2 separate regions of the Homo sapiens genome follow, and region 1 is linked to region 2. Evidence: chromatin loops called from intact Hi-C (ENCODE). Cell type or tissue: PC-3. All regions are shown on one strand. Each heading gives the region's core, and the rest is flanking DNA. Links, peaks and the distances in the headings are about the cores only.

What was found. Peaks named below come from ENCODE experiments on the same cell type or tissue, not always from the same donor. Only the 100,000 strongest peaks of a DNase experiment are listed, where the experiment ranks them.
Region 1: a loop joins it to region 2, with 3 times the contacts of the local background. A loop is called at or near these places in 19 of 110 quality-filtered maps.

Annotation. Positions count from the first base shown.
Region 1 is chr15:101,285,332-101,293,059 of GRCh38, reverse strand. It overlaps SNRPA1 (small nuclear ribonucleoprotein polypeptide A'), which reads left to right. Exons shown (of 9, transcript NM_003090.4): 2 at 1-35; 3 at 1,020-1,098; 4 at 5,358-5,404; 5 at 6,050-6,152; 6 at 6,767-6,846; 7 at 7,259-7,334. Among named protein-coding and RNA genes, the nearest start is that of SNRPA1, 6.1 kb to the left of the region's middle. In PC-3, for the core only: CTCF peaks have their summits at 3,969 (motif pointing left) and 3,984 (motif pointing left); no DNase peak of the experiment used is centred there.
Region 2 is chr15:101,571,900-101,589,449 of GRCh38, reverse strand. No RefSeq gene overlaps it. Among named protein-coding and RNA genes, the nearest start is that of LINC02348, 34 kb to the left of the region's middle. RefSeq lists an enhancer at 8,961-10,160. In PC-3, for the core only: CTCF peaks have their summits at 10,482 and 10,684; a DNase peak (open chromatin) is centred at 9,429; H3K4me3 peaks cover 642 bases; H3K27ac peaks cover 1,060 bases.

The sequences.
Region 1 (7,728 bases), core at 2,761-5,260, 290 kb after region 2:
CTGAAAACATTGTTAGTGAACAACAACAGAATATGGTACGTGTCTGTAGGGGAAAGTAATTTTTTCCCCTAGAGTAAATGTTGCAGTGTTTCCTGAAGAAGTTGTAGCACGTGCTACTGGTTAAACCTACATGTTTCTTTTTCTTTTTCTTTTTCTTTTTTATTTATATTTTGAAAAAATATTTTTTCCATAATGGAAGCCACATTCAATACATGTTTTTTCTTAAAATGAGAAATGAACTTCACTTTTCCTATAGAGATCCAGAGATTAACCTGGCATTAGTCTAGTCTTACTTGTATCTGTTCAGAAATCATGTATTTTTATTTTCATGGTTAAGTTTCTAAATAAAAACATGTTGCTTTGTATACATTTTGGCTTCTAAAACAATTATCAAAGGGGTCATAGTAAAAGGATATATAAAGGTAACAATTATACTTTTGACTGAGCGTCTCTGCTTTTTTTTTTTTTTAACTGCAACTAATTTCTAGACTGTTACTTATTGAAATTGAGATCTTTTTTGACCCTGCCTTCATCAGCTCTGTGTAAACTTTATTGGAAAAAAAGCACTTGGTGTATAGATAATGTCTTTAAAGGTACTGGGTGGTGAGTGGGATTTCCTTCAGATAGAAATATTTCTCATAGGTTAACCATTCCCCTATAGTATAGTTGTTGTGTCTTGTACCTGAGCTGGGAATCCAGAATTATTTGTATTTCTGTGCTGCCTGCACAAAAAATCATGAAGTGAGTTAAGTAGTTTGTGCCACCCAGGAGTTGCACCTTTTCTCAGGTTCCACTAGATGGTATGACAGTGGAATTAGCCCCAGGCAGTGTCTAAAATCCCACTTCTGTTGCTGACCCTGTGGCCTCAGAAAAGGGTTCTTTTTGCTTTGTTTCCTCTTTATCAGGGTGTTGGAAGAAGGATCTCTAAGTGTCTCTCTGTGATCCTCTGAGCAAGGAGGTAGATAAAATTGTTAGCTTATTTAATTTTCACTTTTACTAAGACTCTATTTTTATTTTAGCCGTATAGGTGAGGGACTTGATCAGGCTCTGCCCTGTCTGACAGAACTCATTCTCACCAATAATAGTCTCGTGGAACTGGTAAGTTGCACAGAAGGAAAATGTATTTGGTGGGTGGGGTTAAAGGTACTATGTGCTTCCTACAGAAAATTTACAAAATCTAGAAAATGATCTCAGTATCCTCTTTCTTGTCTTTTTCTTAATTCAGGATCTGGGCCTTTTGGGTTCTGCAGCCGTATGTTGCAAATATTTTCCTACTTTTACTTGACTTTTGACTTAGGATGTCTTGTTAGAGAAGTTCCTAATTTAGGTGCAGTCCAATGAATCAATCTTCTTCTTTATTGTAGCCCTTTTGATGTTTAAATTTCCCCTATTCCAGGGTTATAAACTCCTATGTTGTTTTCTACAATTGCAGTGTTCAATATAGTACCAGTAACTACAGGTGGCTACTTATAATTGAGATGTGCTAGAACTATAAAATACACACTGGATTTCAAAGACTTAAGTGCAAAAAAAAAAAAAAGTAAACTATCTCAGTAATTTTTTTATATCGATGTTGAAATGATAACGTTTTGGATAATAAGTTAAATGGCATATTATTAAAATTAGTTTCACCTATTTTAACATGGCTACTAGAAAATTTTAGATTACATATCTGATATGCATTAAATCTTGCTGAACAGTTCCAGTCTAGAAACCTTGTTTTACTCTTCACGTTAGATGAACAATCCACTTGGAACTGTTTTCATGCTTTTTAAATTTCTGTTCTGTGTATCCAATTTTTAACATAATTGAGATACTGTGTATTGTTTTGTAACCTAAATTCTTCACTTAAACACTGGATGCTTAAATTTATATTGTAGGCCAGGTGCCATAGCTCATGCCTGTAATCCAAGCACTTTGGGAAGCCAAGGTGGGAGGATCACTTGAGCCCAGGAGTTCTAGACCAGCCTGGGCAACATAGTGAGACCTTGTCTCTCTCTATAAGTAATTTTTTTAGAAAAGCCGGGTGCAGTGGCTCATGCCTGTAATCCCAGCACTTTGGGAGGCCGAGGCGGGTGGATCACGAGGTCAGGAGTTCAAGACCAGCCTGGGCAATATGGTGAAACCCCGTCTCTACTAAAAATACAAAAATTAGCCGGGCGTGGTGGTGGGTTCCTGTAATCCCAGCTTCTTGGGAGGCTGAGACAGGAGGATTGCTTGAACCCAGGAGGCAGAGGTTGCAATGAGCTGAGATCATGCCACTGCACTCCAGCCTGGGCAAAGAAAGAGACTCCGTCTCAAAAAAAAAAAAAAAAAAAATGCCAAAAGTGGTAGCGTGCATCTGTGGTCCCAGGTATTCCAGTGGCTAAAGTGGGAGGATCACTTGAGCCCTAGCCATCAGTCGAGGCTGCAGTGAGACATGATCATGTCTCTGTACTCCAGTCTGGGCAATAGTGCAAGACCTCATCTCAAAAAAAAAAAAAAATCGTATAACTTAATTTTGTGACTTAACCTTCCTCCCGTATTTTCCTGATTGTTGAGAATGAACTGTGTTCCTTTCCTTGTGGACAAGGTCCATAGCATCCTTCAGATTCTCAAGGAGATGCTTGACTACAAACATAAGACAGCACTGGTCCATGGCCATGTCCTTTCTGAAGTGTGTGAAGTATTCAACCCGAAATACATATTTATAGGCAATGTGTCTCATGATAGGTGCTGTTAGAGAAATTAGAGTTGTATTTAAAGCTCTTTGCAAAGATGAAGACTACTGGGCTTATCAGTTATTGAGAGAGGTATGTTAGAATCTCACAGCATGGTAGTGGATTTGACTATCCCTGAAGTTCTGTCGATTTTAGTTTTGTATATTTTGAAGTTGCCTTATTTGATACATACAAATTTTAAATTATTCATATCTTTCTGGTGAACGGAAACTTTTTATTATGTTGTGACCCTCGATCTCTATTAATGCTGTTTACCTTGAGGTTTCTTTTACCTCGAAACAATCTTTGTTTTGGTTAGTTATATGCATGATAAATCGTTTTCCATCCAAAATTTACTTTCAGCTTGTCTGTACCTCTTGTAGTTTAGATTTCTCTCTTAAAAACTGTATGGTTGAATTTTTTTTTTTTTTTTTTGAGATGGAGTGGCTGGAGTGCAGTGGCGAGATCTCGGCTCACTGCAACCTCTGCCTCCTGGGTTCAAGTGATTCTCCTGCTGCCTCAGCCTCCCGAGTAGCTGGGATTACAGGTGGGCGCCATCACATCTGGCTAATTTTTGTATTTTTTTTTTTTTTAGTAGAGACGAAGTTTCACCATGTTGGTCAGGCTGGTCTCGAACTCCTGACCTTGTGATCCACCCGCCTTGGCCTCCCAAAGTGCTGGGATTATAGGCGTGAGTCACCGCGCCCAGCTCTGGTTGGAATTTTTTACAATCCAGTCTGAAAGCTCTTTTAAGTGAATTATTTATATTTAGTCTGTTTACATTTAATGTAATTACTGGTGTGTTCCAGTTTGTCTTCTCTCTGTTCTGGGGCTTCCTGTCTGTCCCACCCGTTCTTCAATCCGTTTTCTCTCCTTTATTGTAGATGCTCTCCTTCTGTCATTCCATTTTTTCTTCTGATGGTTTAGAAATTACTCTCTTTCAATCTTGAGTTAGCATCGTAGGAATTAAAACACACATATTTATAAAAGTTTAAAATTAAATGTTAAGATCACTGTACCATGACCTTCAACATTTAATTTTAAACTTTGACACCTTTACCCTGCTAAACAATACAGTACAGTGACCTTCAACATTTCAGCAGCCTTCGGGTTGTTACATATTTATTCTTTTTTGAAGCCCATCACTACATCGCCATTACGTTTTACACTGTGTATGTAACAAATGTTACCACTTTGTTCTTTATTCCTTTTTGGATCATCTTCAGTGGGGGTAAAACAGTATCAAGCTCTAGAGCTCCCTCTGGTGGTTTTTGTGACATATTTGAAGATGGCAGCTTGCTTTTTGAGAATTTCTGGCTCTGCTCTCCCTGTTTTTATCTGTACTTTTTTTTCTCATTGTGCCTCTTGCACACACACACCCCTTCCCCACCATCTACCCAATTTGCGCCTGTTCCAGCAGTTTCTCTTCAGGGCAGGGCCGTGTTGGGACATGATTTCTATTAAGAGTGAGGGCCCAAATTGCTCTTGCCCCTGCAGCCCTTATCACAGACCCCTGTAGTCATTATTGGAACATGCTGGTCTTGGGCCTGCTTTTCTCAGTCACTGGAGTTCTCCAGTTTGTAAGACGGCTCCTCGCCTCCCCTCTGCTTCTTCCTGTACAAAGGCCGTCACCCTGCAAGCCTTGTTGCTCTCAACATGGGTTGTCTCTACTTGTTCCTATTTTAGAGTTACTGCAGAATGCCTTGCCATCTAGCTTGGTTGTAGCTGGTAACCATAGGTTTTTGTTTTTTTGCTATCCTTATTGCACTATGTTTTATGGAACAATTGGAGAAGATTAAAAATTCACCCTGCCCACTGGGCGTGGTGGCTCACGCCTGTAATCCCAGCTCTTTGGGAGGCCGAGGCAGGCAGATCACGAGGTCAGGAGATCGAGACCATCGTGGCTAATACAGTGAAACCCCGTCTCTACTAAAAATGCAAAAAAAATTAGCCGGGCATGGTGGTGGGCGCCTGTAGTCCCAGCTACTTGGGAGGCTGAGGCAGGAGAATGGCATGAATTCGGGAGGCGGAGCTTGCAGTGAGCCAAGATCACGCCACTGTACTCCAGCCTGGGCAACAGAGCGAGACTCCGTCTCAAAAAAAAAAAAAAAAAAAATCACCCTGCCTTCTTTCCATTAATTCGATCATTTTTAAGCTATACTATTCCTTGTCCCTGCAAATTTTATTTAAAGAGATTTTCAGGGGCAGCTAGGATAAATGTACCTTCTTTCAAAAGACAGTATACCTTTGTTGTTCTTAGACGCTGAAGCTGGCGCTAGCAGGAAAGCCCACTTACACCAAGATTCTGGCTTGCAGTTCCCAGTGTGAATAGGTTGCTCCAGAGTCCCATCAGCTTTGCCATTGTTTTCTTTTCCAAATCATGGCTCAGCAGCCACTTTGAGATTCCTGTAGGAAAGCAATTTCTTATCTCCTGCTATTGAGACAGAAGCTGTTAATGCCAAGATTTTAAGAAGCTCCCATGTATTCATCGGTAGAAATTATTTAAACATTTGTGATGTGCTAGTATTGGGCTTGTTGCTAGAGAGTAAAAATTCAGTAAATAATGAAAAGACAACTTGCTTCAAAAGCACTCTCCATTTCAGAATCTCAAAATAGCGTGTGGTATTCGCGTTCTTACCTGTGGCTATTGCTTGACAGGGTGATCTGGACCCTCTGGCATCTCTCAAATCGCTGACTTACCTAAGGTATGGGAATTACATATTGTGACAAAATGAAGCCCTTTAAAATAACATTACTTTTACCAGCCTTGACCTTAATGTAATCAGATAATTAAAAAATGTGGCACATATGCACCATGGAATACTATGCAGCCATAAAAAAGGATGAGTTCATGTCCTCTGTAGGGACATGGATGAAGCTGGAAACCATCATTCTCAGCAAACTATCGCAAGGACAAAAAACCAAACACCCCATGTTCTCACTCGTAGGTGAGAATTGAACAATGAGAACACTTGGACACAGGAAGGGGAACATCACACACCGGGGCCTGTTGTGGGGTGGGGAAAGGGGGGAGGGAAAGCATTAGGAGATATACCTAATGTAAATGACAAGTTAATGGGTGCAGCCCACCAACATGGCACATGTATACATATGTAACAAACCTGCAAGTTGTGCACATGTACCCTAGAACTTAAAAGTATAATTTAAAAAAAAAGTGCCTTTTACAAAGAAAGATTGAATATATTTCCTTAATGTTAAATTGTTACAATGTTGCAATGTGAAGAATGTGAATGTTCCCTTGATTTATAGGTTCCTTAGACTATTCAAACAGACCTCTTGAGTGCTGTGCCATGAACAAGTTTGCCATTGTGTCATTCCTTTTCTTGTAGTATCCTAAGAAATCCGGTAACCAATAAGAAGCATTACAGATTGTATGTGATTTATAAAGTTCCGCAAGTCAGAGTACTGGATTTCCAGAAAGTGAAACTAAAAGTAAGTAGTAATCTGTTGCTTGTGAGCCATTATAGAGTTGTGTGTTTTTCTTTATATTTTTGTTACTGATTATTAAAATTGTCTAAATGAGTAAATTTTACCATTAGTTTGTAATAAAAGTGGGAGGGAAAATGTTACATCACATTTTTTTCTAATAGCAGAGTTTATGATAGAACTTTTAAGTTGGAGCTCTCTTATGTAATGCTGGCTATTCCGAAGTTCGCAAAGTGCTGAGGCCACGGTGAGCAGTCTTAACAGTGGATTGTCTGCCTAGATACGTTCCCAGCGGAGAACTTAATGTAACCTACTTTCGTGCAGCTCCGTGTGTTAGGATGATTTTTCCCTTTATTAGGAATTCATTATTTTATTATTCATTTAATTGCCTTCTTAGTTCCCTGGGATCCCCTCCTTGGAGCTAGGAGAATGAACTTTCTTCAGGGAGCTCTACCAAAGAAAGAAGACCACTGTGTCTTCTCTTAATTTGAAATTGCTTTTTGGTATTTTCACCAGCCCGGAGTACTGTAGGAGAGTTCGCTTCCATGTCTTCTGAGGAATGCATCTAAATGCATGTGGTATTCCTATTTCCATTAACTCTGTGTGTGGTGTCGCTGTAGGAGCGTCAGGAAGCAGAGAAAATGTTCAAGGGCAAACGGGGTGCACAGCTTGCAAAGGATATTGCCAGGAGAAGCAAAACGTAAGACACGGATATCCAACTTAACTCTACTTCACCTTCAGAAACATGATCTGATCTGTCTGGCAGTTCGTCTCCTACAAAATTAACCAAAAACTCTGACATATTAATGTGGTATTAAATTTGAGTGCTTATAGTCCATGTACATCAATGGTCCACACATCACAAGAAATTTCTACCAGCTTAGCAGAGCAAATATTTCAGTAGTCAGTCTTCATGTGATACCATGTACATCCTATTTTCTATATAGGAAGATGAACTGGATGGTGTTTCTGAAGGAGAGAGTTCTTGTATCAGTTTGTTAACAAAGATAAGATACTACACTGGTTGAATTACTTTCAAAAGCTTTTGAAAGTAAAAGAGAAGCAACTTCTGTTGGTCTAGGTCTAACAGTTATGTTCTTCCCCCTCTTAAGTTTTAATCCAGGTGCTGGTTTGCCAACTGACAAAAAGAAAGGTGGGCCATCTCCAGGGGATGTAGAAGCAATCAAGGTAATCATGTGTTAGGATTCTTGGACTGGAATGAGCTAAGATGGGTTCAGAACACAAAGCTGGATAATAAACATGTTCCGAACATTGCAGATTTCATTTTCCCACAGTTATTAGCATACAGCAATATTTCTGTTTAAGGAAAAACTAGCATAAAGTTATTATTTGATCAGACTTGAAATTACACAAGCTAATTAATGTGGAGGCAGCTTTGTCTTTCTCATTTTCCAAGGTGCATTTATCACTTCGAACAGTTACTTACCTTGGTATGCTGTCTCAGTGTTTGCCTTAATTTTTACTTTCGAAGATTTGCTGTCTGGCAAATCCTTTTGACTGATCAGTAGGGACCCTCGTTTTATAATATTGCCTCCTTAAATTATTCAGTAACATAATTGCA
Region 2 (17,550 bases), core at 9,257-11,756:
TGAGTTAGCTTTTGTTTAAGCTAAAACAGCGTGTTAGACAGAGTGTAAGATCTCTGTCTAGATTCATTTTGTGTGTGTCCCCAGTTTTTTCCAGCATAATTTGTTGAAAAGATTGCCCTTTCTCCATTGAATTACCTTTGATCCTCTTTGCCAAAGATCAGTTGAATGTATTTCCAACTATTTCCGTTGAATTTATTTCTGAGTTATATATTTTGTTTTATTCATCTGCTTGCCTATTATTTTATCCATATCATACCATCTTGACTGCTGTACTTTTTTAGTAAATTTTGAAGTTGGATAGTGTCAATTCTCTGACTTTTTTTTTTCTTCAATATTGTGTTGCCTATTCCACATCTTTTGCCTTTCCCTATAACCTTTATTATTTATTTATTTTTGAGATGGAGGTTAACTCTTTTTGCCCAGGCTGGAGTGCAATGGCGTGATCTTGGCTCACTGCAGCCTCCGCCTCCTGGGTTCTAGCAATTCTCCTGCCTCAGCCTCCTGAGTAGCTGGGATTAGAGGCACTCACCACCATGCCTGGCTAATTTTTTTGTATTTTTGGTAGAGACGGGGTTTCACTATGTTGGCCAGGCTGGTCTAAAACTCCTGACCTCAGGTGATCCACCCACCTCAGCCTCCCAAAGTGCTGGGATTACAGGCATGAACCACCGCTCCTGGCCTCCAAATAAACTTCAGGATCAGTTTTGTCTATTTCTGCAAAATAACTTGCTGGGATTTTCATTGGGATTGCATTAAATCTATAGATAAAGTTTAGTTAGGAAGAACTAGCATCTTAACAATATCAAGTCTTTCTATCCATGGACATGGAATATCTCTCCATTTATTTACTATTCTTTGATTTCTTTCATCAAAACTTTGTAGTTTTTCTCATATAGATATTATTCATATTATGTTAAATTTATACCTAAGAATTTCATTTTTGGTGCTAATATAAATGGTGAGTTTTTAATCTCAAATTCCAATTATTCTTTGATGAAATGTAGGACAATACTTTTTTGAATTTTGTATATTAACTTTGTATCTTGCTGTAATCATTTATTAGTTCCAGGAATATTGTGGTTGTGATTATTCTTGGAAGTCTTCTATATAAACAATCATATCATCTGTGAACAAAGAGAGTTTTATTTCTTCCTTTCCCAATCAGTTTATCTTCATTCTGTTTTTAAAGTCTTATTGCATGCATTACTTAGGACTTCCAGTGCAATGGTAAATAGCAGTTGTAAAAAAAAGACATCCTTGTCTTTTTCTAATCATAGAAGAAAAGCATCTAGTTTCTCACCATTAAGTATGATATTAGCTGTAGTCTTTTTGAATATGTTCCTTATCAAGTTGGGGAAGTTCATCTCTCTCTATTCCTCCTCATTTGTGAGTTTTGTTTTGTTTTGTTTTTGTTGTTTTACAGAGTCTCACTCTGTCACCTAGGCTGGAGTGCAGTGGTGCAATCTCAGCTCACTGCAACCTCCACCTACCAGGTTCAAGCAGTTCTCCTCTCTCAGCCTCCCAAGTAGCTGGGACTACAGTCACATGCCACCACACCTGGCTTATTTTTGTATTTTTAGTAGAGATGGGGTTTTATCATATTGGTCAGGCTGGTCTTGAACTCCTGACTTCAGGTGATCCACCCGCCTCAGCCTCCCAAAGTGCTAGGATTACAGGTGTAAGCCACCACACCAGGCCTGCTGAGCATTTTTAATTGTGTTGTAATATATGTACTTTTTTCTACATTGTTGGATTCTATTTGCTAATATTTTTTGAGGATTTTGCATCTATGTTCATGTAAGATATTGATCTGTAGTTTTTCTTTCTTGTGATGTCTTTTGTTGTTTTGGTTATGATGATAATGTTGTCCACATAGAATGAGTAGGAAGTATTCCTTCTCCCTCTATTTTAGGGAAGAGATTATAGAAATCTTTTCTTCCTCAAATATTTGGCAGAACTCATCTATTAAACCACCTGGACCTGGTACTTTCAGTTTTGAAAAGTCATTAGTTACTAATTCCATTTTTTAAGCAGATATAGGCCTATTTAGACTTTTCTCCTTGTGAGAGTTTTTTTGTTTGGTTGGTTTTTCGTGTTTTTGTTGTTTGTTTGTTTGTTTGTTTGTTTGTTTTGAGATGGAGTCTCACTCTGTTGCCAAGGCTGGAGTGCAATGGCACAATCTTGATCTCAGCTCACTGCAACCTCCACCTCCCAGGTTCAAGAGATTCTTGTGCCTCAGCCTCCCGAGTAGCTGGGATTACAGGTGCACACCACCACGCCTGGCTAATTTTTGTATTTTTAGTAAAGATGGAGTTTCACCATGTTGGCCAGGCTGGTCTTGAACTCCTGACCTCAGTGGATCCGCCCACCTCACCCTCCCTAATTGCTGGGATTACAGAAGTGAACCACCGTGCCTGGCTGCGTGAGTTTTGATAGATTATATCTTTCATGTACTTGGTCCATTCTATCTAAGTTAAATAGAGTTGTTCATAATATTCCTTTATTATCCTTTTAGTGTCCATGGGCTCTGTAGTGATGATCCCTCTTTCATTTCTGATATTATTCATTCCTATTATTCATTGCTGATGTGTTTTTTGTGGTTACCCTGGTTAGAGTCTTATCAATTTTATTGATCTTGAAAAAAATCAGCTTTGATTTTGTCGATTTTCTCTATTTTTTCCTGTTTGCAATTTCACTAATTTCTGCTCTAATTATTATTTCTTTTATTATTTTTACTTTAAATTTAATTTGCTCTTCTTTTACTAATTCCCCATGGTAAAAGTTTAGATTATTGATTTTAGATCTTTCTTTTTTCTGATAATGCATTTAATACCATAAATTTCCCCCAAGAACTACTTTTGCTTCATCCTGTGAATTTTGATAAGTTGTGTTTTTATTTTCATTTAGTCCAAAATATTTTAATATTTCTCTTCAGGCTTGTTTGGCCCATGTATTATTTATAATTTGTTTAATCACCAAATATTTTGGGATTTTCTCCAATCTTTCTGGTGAGAATCTGGTATGTCTCCTAGAAGTAAAACTCATGAGAATGTGGGGCCCACTAAGCCAGGTTCTAGGAGTTTAGCTCTCAAGCTGGTCTACAGTCAATCTTAGTCAGCTACCCTTTAAGTGTTCTTAGAAGGTTCTGGCGGGGAAAGGAAGGTGATTTCAGCTATAAATTTCAATACCCATCTGTCACTGTAATTTTCAAAGTGGCAGTTTGTCCTGTGGCTTCAATTCCCTGATGGATCTAAGAAGAATTGTTGATTTTCAGGTTGTTTGGTGTTTTCATTGGTTTGTTTGCTGTGGAGATGGGAATAACAACTTTCAAGCTCTTTAGATGTTGCACTGGTAACCAAAAGTCAGGAAATTGAATTTTTAAATTAAAAATTCCCAAGAAAGAAATCTCCAGACACACATGGTTTCACTGAAGATTGTTTTCCAAACATTTAAATAATATTTAAAACCAATTCTATATGATCTCTTTCCAAATATAGAAAAGGAAGGAACACATCTCCACTGATTCATAAAGCTGCTATTACCCTAATACCAAAGCCAGACAGACAATTAAAAAAAGGGAAAACTAAAGATTAACATCCCGCTTTAATATAGATACAAAAATTCTTAACAAACTCTTAGCAAATAGAATTTATCAATATAGAAAAAAAATCTAAATCATGAGCAAGTTGGACTTACTCCAAGGATGCTAGGTTGGTTCAATATTCAAAAGTTATTTAATGTAATCCACCATATTAACAGGCTGAAGAAAAAAAATCACATAATCGTATCAACTGGTACAGAAAAAGCATTTGACAAAAATCAACACCTTTTCATGATTAAAAAAAAAACTTACAGAAAACTAAGAATAGAAGGAACTTTCTCTATTGGAGAAAGACCATGTACCAAAAAAAACCCCTTACAGCTAAAATTATACTTAATGCTTAGTTGAATAATAATAATAACACTGAATAGTTCCCCTCTAAGTTTGGGAATAAGGTGAAAATATCCACTCTTACTTTTATTCAACATAGTAGGGAAGTCCTAGCCATTACAATAAGGTAATAAAAGGAAATAAAATGTATACAAATCAAAAAGGAGCTAAAAATGTTCCTATTTGCATATATGATTGTCTATACAGAAAATCCCAAGAAATATACAAAAAAAATAGAACTAATAAGTGCATTTATCAAGGACATAGAAAGATGAACAACATACAAAAATCAATTTTATTTCTTTATACTATTAATACATGTGGATGCTGAAACTTAAAATACAGTGCTATTTATGATCACTAAAAAAAAGACAAAGAAATAGGCATAAATGTCATAAAATGCTTACAGGACTTGTATGCTAAAAACTACAAAATACTCATGATAGAATTCAGAGAAGCTCTAATTAAATCAAGGGACATACTAAGTTCATGGATTGGAAGACTCAATGTAGTAAAGATGCCTATGCTCTCCAAATTATTTATTGGCTAAATGTAATTTCTATCAAAATCTCAGCAAGGTTTTTGAAAAAATAAATATATACATAGATATAAATATTCTAAAATTTATAAGGAAAGGCGAAGGAACTAGAAGAGTTGAAACAATTTTAAGGATGAATGAATTGGAGGAATTGGTCTACTCAACTTTAAAACATACAGTAACAAAACTCTACGGTATTGATGGAGAGATACACACATAGTTTGATGGAATCAAATAGAGAAATCCAGAAATAGACCAACACAAATATGCCCAACTGATTTTGGATAAAGATGCAAAAGAATTCAATAGAGGGCTGGGCTCAGTGGCCCATGGCTATAATCTCAGCAACTTGGGAGGCTGAGGCTGGAGGACTGCTTGAGCCCAGGAGTTTGAGGCTGCAGTGAGCTATGACAGAGTGAGAACCTGTCTCTAAAAAAAAATTCAATGGAGGGAGGATAGCCTTTTTGATAAATGGTGCTGGATAAAGTAGGCACCCATTAAAAAAACATGGAATCTTGAGTTAGACCTCTCATTTATACAAGAAAATAAGTTGGAATGAATGATAGTTATAAATGTAGAACTAAAACTTTTAGAAAAAATATCATAGGAAAACATCTTGGGGATGCAAAACTTTTTTTTTTTTTTTTGAGGCAAAGTCTCACTCTGTCACCCAGGCTGGAGTGTGGTGGTATGATCATGGCTTGCTGCAGCCTCAATCAAGCAATCCTCCTGCCTCAACCTTCTGAACAGTCAGGACTGCAGGCTCTATCTACCATGCCTGGCTCAGGATATAGAGTCTGGCAAAGAGTTCTTCAACTTAACATCAAAGACACGAACCATAAAGGAAAAATTGATAAATTAAACTTAATAAAAAGATAAAACCTAAATGTGGCACATATACACCATGGAATACTATGCAGCCATAAAAAAGAAAGAGTTAATATCCTTTGCAGGGACATGGATGATGCTGGAAACCATCATCCTCAGCAAACTAATACATGAACAGGAAACCAAACACCACATGTTCTCACTCATAAGTGGGAGTTGAACAATTAGAACACCTGGACACAGGGAGGGCAAGATCACACACTGGGGCCCGTTGGGGGTCGGGGACAAGGGGAGGGAGAGCACTAGGACAAATACCTAGTGCACATGGGGCTTAAAACCTAGATGACGGGTTGATAGGTGCAGCAAATCACCATGACACATGTATACCTATGTAACAAACCTGCACGTTCAGCACATGTATCCCAGAACTTAAAGAAAAAAAAAAAAGATAAAACCTTTTGCCTTACAAAAGGCCCTGTTAAGAGTTGAAAAGCTGCTACAGGCCAGGAGAAAATATTGCTAACCACATAAGTGACAAGGGACTAGTATTTATTATATACAAAGAACTTCTGAAGCTCAACAGTTAAAAAAAAAAAAAAGAAAGAGAAATAAAAAAGAAAAAAAGCCCTAATTAGAAAATGGGCAAAAGACATGAACAGACATTTCACCAAAGAAGATATACAGGTGGCAAATAAGCATATAAAAAGATGTTCAACATCATTAGCCATCAGGGAAATGCAAATTGAAACCAAAATGAGGTATCATTGCACACCTATCAGAATGGCTAAAATAAAAGAGACAATGCCAAATGTTGCTAGGGATGCAGGGAAACTGGATTACTTATACATAGATGGTGAAAGTATAAACTGGTATAGTCACTCTGGAAAACAGTTTGTCAGTTTCTTAAGAAAATAAGTGTGCAACTACCGTACAACCCAGCAACTGTGTTTCTGGGTATTTATCCTGGAGAAATCAAGACTTATGTTTACACAATAATTTGTACATGAATGTTCATACCTTCATTATTCATAACAGCCTCAACTGGAAACTACCCAGGTGTTCTTCAGTGAGTGAATGGTTAGACAAATTGTGGTACAGTCATACTATGCAATACTACTCAGAAATAAAAAGGAGTGAACTGCTGATACATGTAAAAACTAGGATGAATATCCAGGATGAATATTATGCTGACTGAAAAAAACCCAAAAGGTTACCTACTGTATGAGTCTATCTATGTAACAGCCTTGAAATGATAAAATTATGGGAATGGAGAACATATAATGAATTAGCAATTGCCAGGGTTTAAGGACTGAGTGTGGCGGGGGTGGGGGCTGGAGGGAAGTATATGTGGCTGTAAAAGTAAAACATGGAGGACTCCTGTGCAGATGGAAATGTTCTGTATCTTGACTTTATCAATATCAATTTCCTGGTTGTGATATTGTACTATAGTTTTGCAAGATGCTACCACTGGGGGAAACTGGGTAAAGCGTTCATTGTATCTTTCTATATTATTTCTTACAGCTGCAGAAGAACCTATGATTAGCTCAAAATAAAAAGTTTAATTTTTAAAAAAAGCAAAAGAAATGCAAAATTATGTAGTTGTGCTAAATAGTGTTAGACACAAGGCCATGGTGACTGCCACAAGAATTATCCCTAACATGTCTGGATGGAAGTGGAGATGTGAGCCCAAGGCATGTATCAGTTACATGGTGAATGCTCCAAACAGGTGTGGAAAGCCTTCTAAAGTGGAATTCCAAGTAAGTAGGATGGGCACTGGTGTGACGTCTTATCCCAGTTCTGTCTCAAGTCAGAGAAGCAACCATGAGTATAGCTGTTGGTACCTCTGAGCAGCAAGTAACAGAATATAACACTATCTCATATGATGCAAGTACTATTATCTAACCTATCAGGAAGCAGAGAGGTGGGCAGTTTCACAGTGGATCCTTCGTTCTAAGTTGGCTTTTTTGGGATTCTCTGGTCTGATAGTTGCAGCAGCTTGAAGCAGCACTGCCTGACGCCATGCACACAAAGCTGGAGAAAAGGAGACAGCAAAAATGGAACATTTTCCCCCTTGCCCCTCTCTAATCAGGGTAAAAAATGAATCCATAATTTCCTAGAAGACTTATCCTTGTGTTTCATTGGCCAGAACTGGTCACATGCTCACCTCTACCCTTACCCCTCAACTCACTGGTGGAGGGACTCATAATTCACTCCTCGTTCCTGAGCACATTGTCGTCAGACACTATTCTCTTAGCAAGAAACGATAGAGAAGAGGTGTTAGCTGGACATGAAACAGGCCTGCTATAGTGGAAAGTTGGCCACTGCCCTGTGGAATGTTCTGAGCCTTCCATGTGAAGAGTCTGTCCTGTCTTCCCTCTGCTCTGTTGGAGAGGCTCTCCATGGGTGTGTGTGTGTGTGTGTGTGTGTGTGTGTGCGCGCGCGCGCGCGCATGCACTCACGCACGCATTTCTGGGTCTTGTGGGCAACTTTTACCATGGCCCCTGTTCCATCCAACCAGAGGAGAAGGTTACATCTAAAGAGAATGGGAGCTCTGCCTATAAGCGGTCTCTGGTGACCTGTGAAAGTGGTTTACTGTTCACTTGACGCAGAAAACCCCCACAAAATCATGCACATCAAGAGTTTTAAATCTTTGTGTTCACTTTAAGAACACTCCTAGACCATGACAGGTGTGTGTATCTGGAAAGCCACCAAGTGTCTGAAAGGTGTATCTTAACCGAAGCAATGTGTGTCATTCTGTCTTATGATGGTGGAGTTGAGAGGTGTGCCCAGGCCAACAGTAGGGCTGGATGCAGGGTCAGTGGCTCCAAAAGAGTGTGGAATTTTTGCCACAGTTGCTTAAAAATGCAGAGAGTAATGCTGAACTTAAGGGTTTAGATATAAATTCTCTGGTCAATGAACATCTCTAGGTGAACAAAGTACCCAAGATATTAGATACCAAGGATCCAAAAGAGTATGGAATTTTTGCCACACCTGCTTAAAAATGCAGAGAGTAATGCTGAACTTAAGGGTTTAGATGTAAATTCTCTGGTCAACGAACATGTCTAGGTGAACAAAGTACCCAAGATATTGGCACCACCATATTTACAGAACTCACGGTGGGATTAACCCATACATGAACTCCCATGAGGTGATCCTTGCTGAAGAAAAAAAGAAAATTTGTTCCCAAGCCAGAAAAGGAGGTTGCACAGAAGAAAATGTATCCCAGAAGAATCTGAAGAAACAAACATTTACGGCGTGGGAAGAAGTTCAGCATAAAATAGATGCAAATAAAAGACTTAAAAGGGAAGAAAAAGAATGGCACATCCTTGACCAGAATCGGACTCAGATATTTGCCCCTCCACCTACATCTCTAAGCCAGAGAAACAGAAGTTCTCAGGCCGTATCAGAACTTTTCTGTAGCAATAACAGTCCTGCTGAGGTGGCCCGAGGAGCTGAAACAGACGAGCTTTGACGAGTTTAGCAGAAATAAGGAAGAGATGAGCTGATTGTTGGCAAGTGCACCTCTTCTCTCTGTCTGAAGCGAGATCTTTGAGACATTCTTCATCCATTCCCCGGGGACCTAGGAAATGAGCAGAGTCCCCCTCTATGTGTGTGCTTTCATAGAAGTGCCCGTTACACTTCTCCCGCAATTTACGGGACCACATCTGGTTGGCTATCTTGGTCAGCTTTAGGATATTGGCTCGAAAAAGGGTCATAAATTTTATTTTCAATTTTGTTTCTGTGGCTTTTATACTTTAATATGCCCTTGCAGACGTGCCGAGTGTGATGTTCCGGTTAAGGAGAGAAATGGCTGCTAGAGAGGAGTGCTCCACCTGGGAAAGGGTTTTTGGTCTCAGAAAGAATCCCTCTCTCCTTTGCGGGGGTCAGGCCAAGTTGGGGCTCAAGTTAGTGAGTGCGTGGTGTGGCCTTGCCGGTATGTCTTTTGTCTGGCCAGCTGTCTTTAGGAGGCTAACCCTCCTTCCTTTTAGTTGGCACTGACCCCACCTCTGGTGACAGAGTTTGAGACGTGACTCAGATCCAGCCAGTCAGATAATTTGACCCTCCTTGGGATGGGGAGAGACCATCGAAGCTGGGCCAGTCATTGCCTTCATTGGAGCTGCTGGGCAACAGGCTGCCCACCCCCTGGGTCCAGCTATGCCTGAAGCGCTGTGCTTTCCTGGAAGTCCCCATGACTCAAAGCAATAAGTCCCCCACCTGCCCCTAAACTTATAAGCTATTGTGAGTTGGAATTCCATCACTTGGAAATGAGTCATGAGTGACAAATGAGTCTTGAATACAAATCTGGGGTGTATGTTCGGAGTTCCCCGGGACAGCAGCACTGGCCCCCGACTCCCAGTTCTTCCTCCACAGAGGGGTGTTTGAACAGTGTTGGAAGAGGCTTAGCCATTCCATTCAGCCCACACCTGCCACGACAATCCCAGGACAGTCCTTCTGGCCCAGCCTCCGTTTTCTCTCCTATAAAATGAGTTGCTCAACCTTGAGACCTGTGAGAATTAAGTGGGAAACCAGAAATAACTCAAAACAGCAACGTCTGACAATCCCTTTTCTCTGATTCCGAAGGTCAAAGAGCTCTGAAAGGAAGGTTTTTCCTAGCTTTTTTTGATGGCCAAAACCTGACCCCATCTAAATGAACTGCCATGCAGCTGTCTGTGAAAGTCAGTTCCCTTCCCCACTTTGTGTTTCCTTATATTCTTTGATTTCCTTCCCCCAGAGCACTTCCAGCCGCGCCATTCAGCAAACGGAACTGAGCCTCCTGCTCTGTGCAGGGAAGTGAGTCCATCCCTATCTCCTGCCTTCAAGGAGGTTAAAACCATGATCAAGAAGTGGGGAGGGGGGCAGGGGGTCAGCTGCTGGCTCCCCACGCACAGCCCCTTTGTGGGCTCTTTGTCTTTCTCTCTCTCTCTGTCTCTCTCTATCACTGCGTGTGTGTGTCTCTCTCTCCCCCCTGGCACAGTCACACAGACCCTCTACACAAGGGGACACACATGCACACACATATGTACCCCACACACATATACATATATACACGTTCCTGGGAGATATGATCAAAGTTATTTATGGGTTCAAAGGAGTGAGTCCTGGCAGGGGTGGGCACTGCGGTGAGTGTGGCAGATGTTGGACCACCGCCCCTCCACTCCAGCATCCTTGGGGATATCCTCTGGGGGGCTGGAAAGTTCAAGCCCACGTTTCTCAGAACCACTTGCCTCTGGGCTGTCAGTAAGGGCCTGACAGCCAGATGCATGTCACCTGGACAGGGAGGTGAGGCTGAGGTCTTGCTCCGATTGCTTTCATTCTGCTCTGACCACAGAGATGGTGGCGAAGGCACTTGGTTTTCTGCAGCGGTGGAGGCAACAGTGTCATGCCTGTGGGAGGCAGGCAGAGGGCGTCTGTGTGGCTGGTGTGGATCACGACTGAGGGACCAGCGTCCTGGGCATGAGAGGCAGTTGAGCCTCCTCCGCAGAGAGGCTGTGCATGGGGAGCCCGCCGCTGATCCTCCGCCCCCTCCCCACTTCTGGGTCATGTCAGAGATGCAGCTCCAGTTCTGCAGTGTGAGGACCAGTTCCAAAGCCACACTGAGGGCCTGTGCCTCCAGCCCAGGTGACTTTGTGCACACCCAAGCCTTCAGTTACCCTGTTTCTACATACACCTCTGAGGGTGGTTTCTGGGACTGCAGTGAGCTCTGAGCATCACGGGGCCACGTGAGAATAGTGCAGGAGAAGTCACCGGACTTGAGGGGGAGACACATCCCAGGGGACTTGGGACTCTGAAGGGTGCTGTGTGAGGAAGAACTGGACTGGGTCTAGAGGTGCCTCAGTGATGCTGACGGGGAGAGGGCGGACCAATGGATAGTGTAGACGTCCATGGAGGACAGCCTGGAGAGGTGACTGTGAAACAATGTTCTGCACACAGCTCCAAGACATGTGGACCCCGCTTCTGCCCCTGGGACTCGGGGAGGCAACATATCCATTTAAGAAGGCTGCCCAGCACGGAGACCCTGGGGAGACATCAGGCTGGTTTAGACCAACAGGTAGAAGAAGACAGGAGAAAAGATTAAGGATGGAAGGGAGATTATTTATCACCAAACAGGACATGTTCAGGGCAAGAGAAAGGGCTCATGGAAGGACCTGAAGAGGGGCAGGGAGTGAGGAGAGTGGGTCCGGGCCCCCCGAAGATGCAGCTAGAGGTAGGAGCCAGAGAATGGAGGCAAGTGATGTCCCTGGCAAATGGCGTCCTCTGTCCCTGGGGTGATCCTTACCTGTCCCTCCTCATTGCTGGATTAAAAATTAGCTCTGGGCCAGGCATGGTGGCTCACACCTGTAATCCCAGCACTTTGGGAGGAAGAGGCAGGTGGATCATCTGAGGTCAGGAGTTCGAGACCAGCCTGGCTAATATGGTGAAACCCAGTCACTACTGAAAATGCAAAAACTAGCCAAGCACGGTGGCGGGCACCTGTAATGCTGGCTACTCAAAAGGCTGAGGCAGGAGAATCTCTTGAACTCAGGAGGCAGAGCGTTTTGCAGTGAGTCAAGATCTGCCACTGCACTCCAGCCTGGGCGACAGAGCTAGACTCCCTCTCAAAAAAAAAAAAAAAAAAAAAAAGTTAGCTTTGGGGCTAGGGATAAGCCTAACCACCCATATTTCCAACCCCAAAAGCCTCCAAATAAAATGAAATCAAGGTTGTGTTACTTGCTGGGCTAATATGATTAACCACAGATTATTAAACTGGTCCATCATTTTCCATTTGTCCTTAATTTTTTTCCCAATGAACTTATATCGGCAGATTTAATTATTTTTTTAAAAAACTGTCTTTAGCAGGACAAAATGCGGAGGAAAGAAATGATATTGGAGTTCCTTTCCCATCCCTCTTTCCTCTTGCCCCTTTTCTTTTCCTCCATCTGATGCTGCTCTGGTGGAGGTTGGGGATGGGGTGGGCCAGGGATGCAGAGAGCCGGGACACAGCTGGAGTGTGGGGTTCCCTGCCTCCAGAAGGGATGGCAAGGGCCATGGGGTGGGGGCAGAGAGGGAGAAGGACCAGGCTGTGAGAGGAGGCTGCTGGGAAGGGCTGGGGCCCATTGTCCTAACCAACCTTTGTCATCCACCCTGATGGATGGACGTCATCCATCCGTGACCAATGCTAGGTCACCCTCAGCTGCCATGGTGGGCTCAGCTGTGATCCCACCACCTGGAGCTTAACGCCTGTCTTCCTTGCTGGGAAGACTCAGAACCACACAGACCTGCTCCTCACCCTTCACAGCCAGCACTGACCTCAAGGAGCAGCAAGGCAAGCCCTCAGCATCCCTGGTTTTCTGAGGTGGACTCTCCCTGACTATTCACCCTTTTCTGTTGCCTTCTAGACATACCACCCATTTAATTTTTAGCATTCTGATAGGTCTCTCAGTGTTTTGCTTACATTTTGATATTGAGCATCTTTTCACGTATTTACAAGCAGTTGGAATTCTTTGGTGAATTGCCTGTTTCTATCCTTCATCCATTTTCTAATAAGTTGTTTCTTGTTTTGCCAATATGCAGAGCCTCTTTATATATTATGCATGCTAATCCTAAGTCTACTATGTATGGTGAATATTTTATCTCAGCCTGTCCTTTAGCTTTTTAAAAATAAACTATTTTTTAGAGCGGTTTTAGGTTTACAGCAAAATTGAGCAGAAGGTGCAGAGATTTCTCATACACCCTCTCCCACTACAGGCACAGCCTCCCCTATTACCAACATCCACCAGCAGAGTGGTCCGTTTGTAACAATTGATGAACCTGCACTGAGGCAGCATTATCAGCCCGAGTCCATCATTTACCCTGGAGTTCACCTTGGTGTTGTACATTCTCTTTTTTTGAGACAGTGTCACTCGCTCTGTCCCTTAGGCTGGAGTGCAATGACACGATCTCAGCTCATTGCAACCTCCACCTCCTGGGTTCAAGTGGTTCTCCTGCCTCAGCCTCCCGAGTAGTGGGATTACAGGCGTGCGCCACAATGCCCCGCTAATTTTTGAATTTTTAGTAGAGATGGGGTTTTCCCATGTTGACCAGGCTGGTCTCAAACTCCTGACCTCAAGTGATCCAGCCACCTCAGCCTCCCAAAGTGTTGGGATTACAGGCATGAGCCACTATGCCTGGCCAGTATTGTACATTCTATGGGTTTGGACAAACACATAATGTCGACATGTATCCATCATTATAGTATCATACAGAATAGTCTCACTGTCCTCAAAATCCTCTGTGCTCTACCTGTTCATCCCTTCCTCCCCCAACCCCAGGCTACCACTGATTTTTGTTTTGTTTTGTTTTGGTTTTTTTGAGATGGAGTCTCGCTCTGTCCCCCAGGCTGGAGTACAGTGGTGCGATCTCGGCTCACTGCCAGCTCCGCCTCCAGGTTCACGCCATTCTCCTGCCTCAGCCTCCTGAGTAGCTGTAACTACAGGCGCCTGCCACCGCGCCCAGCTAATTTTTTATATTTTTAGTAGACATGGGGTTTCACTGTGTTAGCCAGGATAGTCTCAATCTCCTGACCTTGTGATCTGCCCGATTTGGCCTCCCAAAGTGCTGGCATTACAGGCGTGAGCCACTGCGCCTGGCCCCACTGATCTTTTTATCTTTTTCCTTTTTGTTAGTGGCAGCTTGGGGGGTGGGATGGGGTGCAGGAAACATATTTTACATTTTTATGTAATAAAATCTCCTCGTCTTTTCCTTTTATCTTGGTTAGTAAGGCCTTCCCATCCCAAGATTGTAAAAACATTCTTCTATATTTTCCTCTGACTCATTCATGGTTTGGATTTTTACATGTAGATCTTTAGTCTACCTGGAATTTGCTTTTGGGTGTGGTGTGTGAGGTATATATCTAAGTTATTTTTTCCTCCAAAACATCCGAACACTACTGATTAATCCTATTTTTTACTGTTATTATTCAACATTGAAAACTATTAACATACTTCGCTAGCATATTAAGGGGAAATATATTCATCTTGATACATTTCTTAAGTTTAAAAACCTAACACCCAGGCTGATCAAAATACTCAAAAACCTAATAATGTATGGAAACTTTCTCAACCTAAAGAAACAATCCACAGTGTCAATATTGGCTCACCCTTTGTAAAAAACAAACAAACAAACAAACAAAAAAAAAAAAAAAAACCTTCATTAATGCAGGATGTTAAAAATTGGGGAAATTAGCGAGGGGTGAGAACTCTCTCTTTTTGCTTAATTTTTTCTGTAGAACTAAAATGTCCCAGAGATAAAAAAAATTTTTAAAAATCAAGCCAGAGGGGCTGGGTGCAGTGGCTCATACCTGTAATCCCAACACTTTGGGAGGCCGAGGCGGGCAGATCACTTGAGGCTAGGAATTCGAGACCAACCTGGCCAACATGGAGAAACCCCATCTCTACAAAAAATACAAAAATTAGCCAGCCATGGTGGCAGGCACCTGTAGTCCCAGCTACTCGGGAAGCTGAGGCAGGAGAATTGCTTGAGCTACTCAGGAGGCAGAGGCAGGAGAATTGCTTGAACCAGGAGGTAGAGGTTGCAGTGAGCCCAGAGAGCACCACTGTGCTCCAGCCTGGGTGACAGAGTGAGACTCTGCCTGAAAGAAACAAACAAACAAACAAGCCACAGGAAACATGATATTTACTGGTGGAACTTTGTAAGCATTACCACTGAAATCAGGAGATATTTAAATGACATAAACATCTTATCTCTGCTCATTCTTGCTGTAGCAACTGCGGTCTCTGTCTCTTGCTTCTTGCTCGGTGGAATGAGGACATTATTGCCTCTACTCATCCCAGTTCTGCTTCCCAGTTTCTGTCAACACATTTCTATGTTGTTAAGATGGATAACATTTATCAATGTATGAATATTGATATGGAATTTATTTGTAGGTTGATTCTCAAAGGTAAAAGCCAAGAGACAAGCAATATAACGTTGACATGATTTCACTGCAAATTCTATTCACTGCTGAGTCAAGCCACGCTCTGGAATGACATACCCTTCTGTGTGGTTCAACTGACAGTGTCCTTGAGTCATGAAAGGAAAATATTTCCAATTGATTGTTTCACACTGTCAATTGCTCAAAATCAAGATACATTTTGGTTTGCTGCAAATCTGGATTATATCTTGTACGTTCAGCTTGTTTTTCTTTTGGATAGAAGAAACTTTCACCTTACCCAACAAATGCCTCCTAGCTTCCTGCTTCCTAAAATTCTAATTGCTCAGGGTCTGTTTCATTCTTATTCTTGAATCCTATCCAAATCCTGGACTAATTTGGACCAGGTGCATCATACACGACTCTGCATCCCTTTGCTTTTCATTTCTCCCTCTTACGTTGCTTGCCTTTGTCGTGACTTCAGGTTCCTGCAGTGTCTCAAGCACGCTGTTCTCTAAGGAGCCCATTTCTCACAGGTCCTTCCTTCCAGAGCCTTCTGACCTCCCACTCCAGTGGAATGGTTAATATCCAGGCTTGCTATTCAAATGCAGTCCTGGGTCTTCTGGTGGCTCTTTGGGGTTCAAAACTATTGTTTTCTAGAGTCTTTCTTGTCCCTTTTCTTGGTTCATTTCCTTACTTTGCTGGAGTATGCTCTTTAGTTACTTCCTCCCAAAAAAATGCATGAGCAGTTAACTTTTTAAATTCCCTCATATCCAAAAACTTCTGTGGTGAGTCCTCACACTGGAAGGTCACTTGGGCTGGACCATTATGTTGAAGCCATTTTCCTTCAGTCTCTGAAAGCTCTGCTCCATGGTATTCAAGAATCTAGTGATGTTCTCAGCCTCCGGCTTATCTCATTCTCATTCCTTTGAGGACCATCCGTCTTTTTCCCCTCTGGACACTTTTTAGGATTTTCTTCTTTTTTTTCAGATTTATCCTGGCTATTCTGAAAATTCATCCTGTGAGTTTAGATGTGGATCTCTGTCATTCAGGATGCTTTCAGCTGCAAGTAATCAAACAGCCAATTCATGGCAACTTAAATCATATGGAGGCTTATTGGTTCATATAATAAGAATTCCCAAAGTAAAGCAGTCCCAGGGCCTTGCCATCAAGTCTCATCTTTTCCCTATTGTCTCTGTCTGCCAACTTCAGCATGTCAGCTAGCTGCGGAGGGCTGTGGTGAGTTCAGGAAACACATTCTGGCCATGCAGTGTCCAGAGCAGAAGAGGGAACTATCTTTTCCTTGTGTCTTATTTCGAGAACCAAGAAATCCATCACAGACCCTCTCCTGGGAGACTTTTCTAATATCTAATCAGCCAGAACTGGGCCACATGCCTCTTCCTAGGCTTCTGATTAGAATGATCATGGTGGATGTAGACCAACACAGGTCCAGGCTCTGGGGCTGGGGCTGCACCAGGAACATGAAGACCTAAAGCAATCAGGTTCTGTTCCAAAGGAGGAGGGAGGAATGGCTGTTCGGTAGTAGGCCGTTTCTGCTTTTTAATTTTTTTAAAATTTTTATTTCATTCTTTCAAATATAGAAAGTCAAAATTCTGACACCAATTATCTCAAAACTATGCAAAGCAATTCAAAATGTTTACAAGCATTTTCCTTTAGTTTTGCTTCTTTAAACAATGATGTGATCAACAGATATATCTTTGGTTTCCTTGGGAGTGAGGATATATATATAGAGAAAGACAGACAGGTAGGCAGATAGATAGATGACAGATACATACATAGATAGATACATACATACATAGATAATGGAGAGCCAGAACCAATGCATTAGAAAGTGTATCACTATTCTTCCAATCTACCCTCTGTACTCTTAACAGGAAATGAGTATGGCATTTGCCCAGTGGATAAACTTTACTGTTTTCAAACTATGCAGAACATAAATTTTCAAACTATGCAGAACATAAAAAAAAAACTTTGCAGAGCAGAACTTTGACATCCACAAGTCTTAACTATCCATGATTAGCACACCAAGTCTCATTGCTAGTGTTTTTCTTTTTTTTTTTTTCATTTTGAGACGGCGTCTCACCCTGTCGCCCAGGCTGGAGTGCAATGGCATGATCTCAGTTCACTGCAACCTCCACCTCCCGGGTTCAAGCGATCCTCCTGCCTCAGCCTCCTGAGTAGCTGGGATTACTGGCACCCGCCATCATGCCTGGCTAATTTTTGCGTTTTTGTTGAGAAGGGGGTTCCCCATGTTGGCCAGGCTGGTCTTGAACTCCTGACCTCAGGTGATCCGCCTGCCTCAGCCTCCCAAAGTGCTGGGATTACAGGTGTGAGCCACTGCGCCTG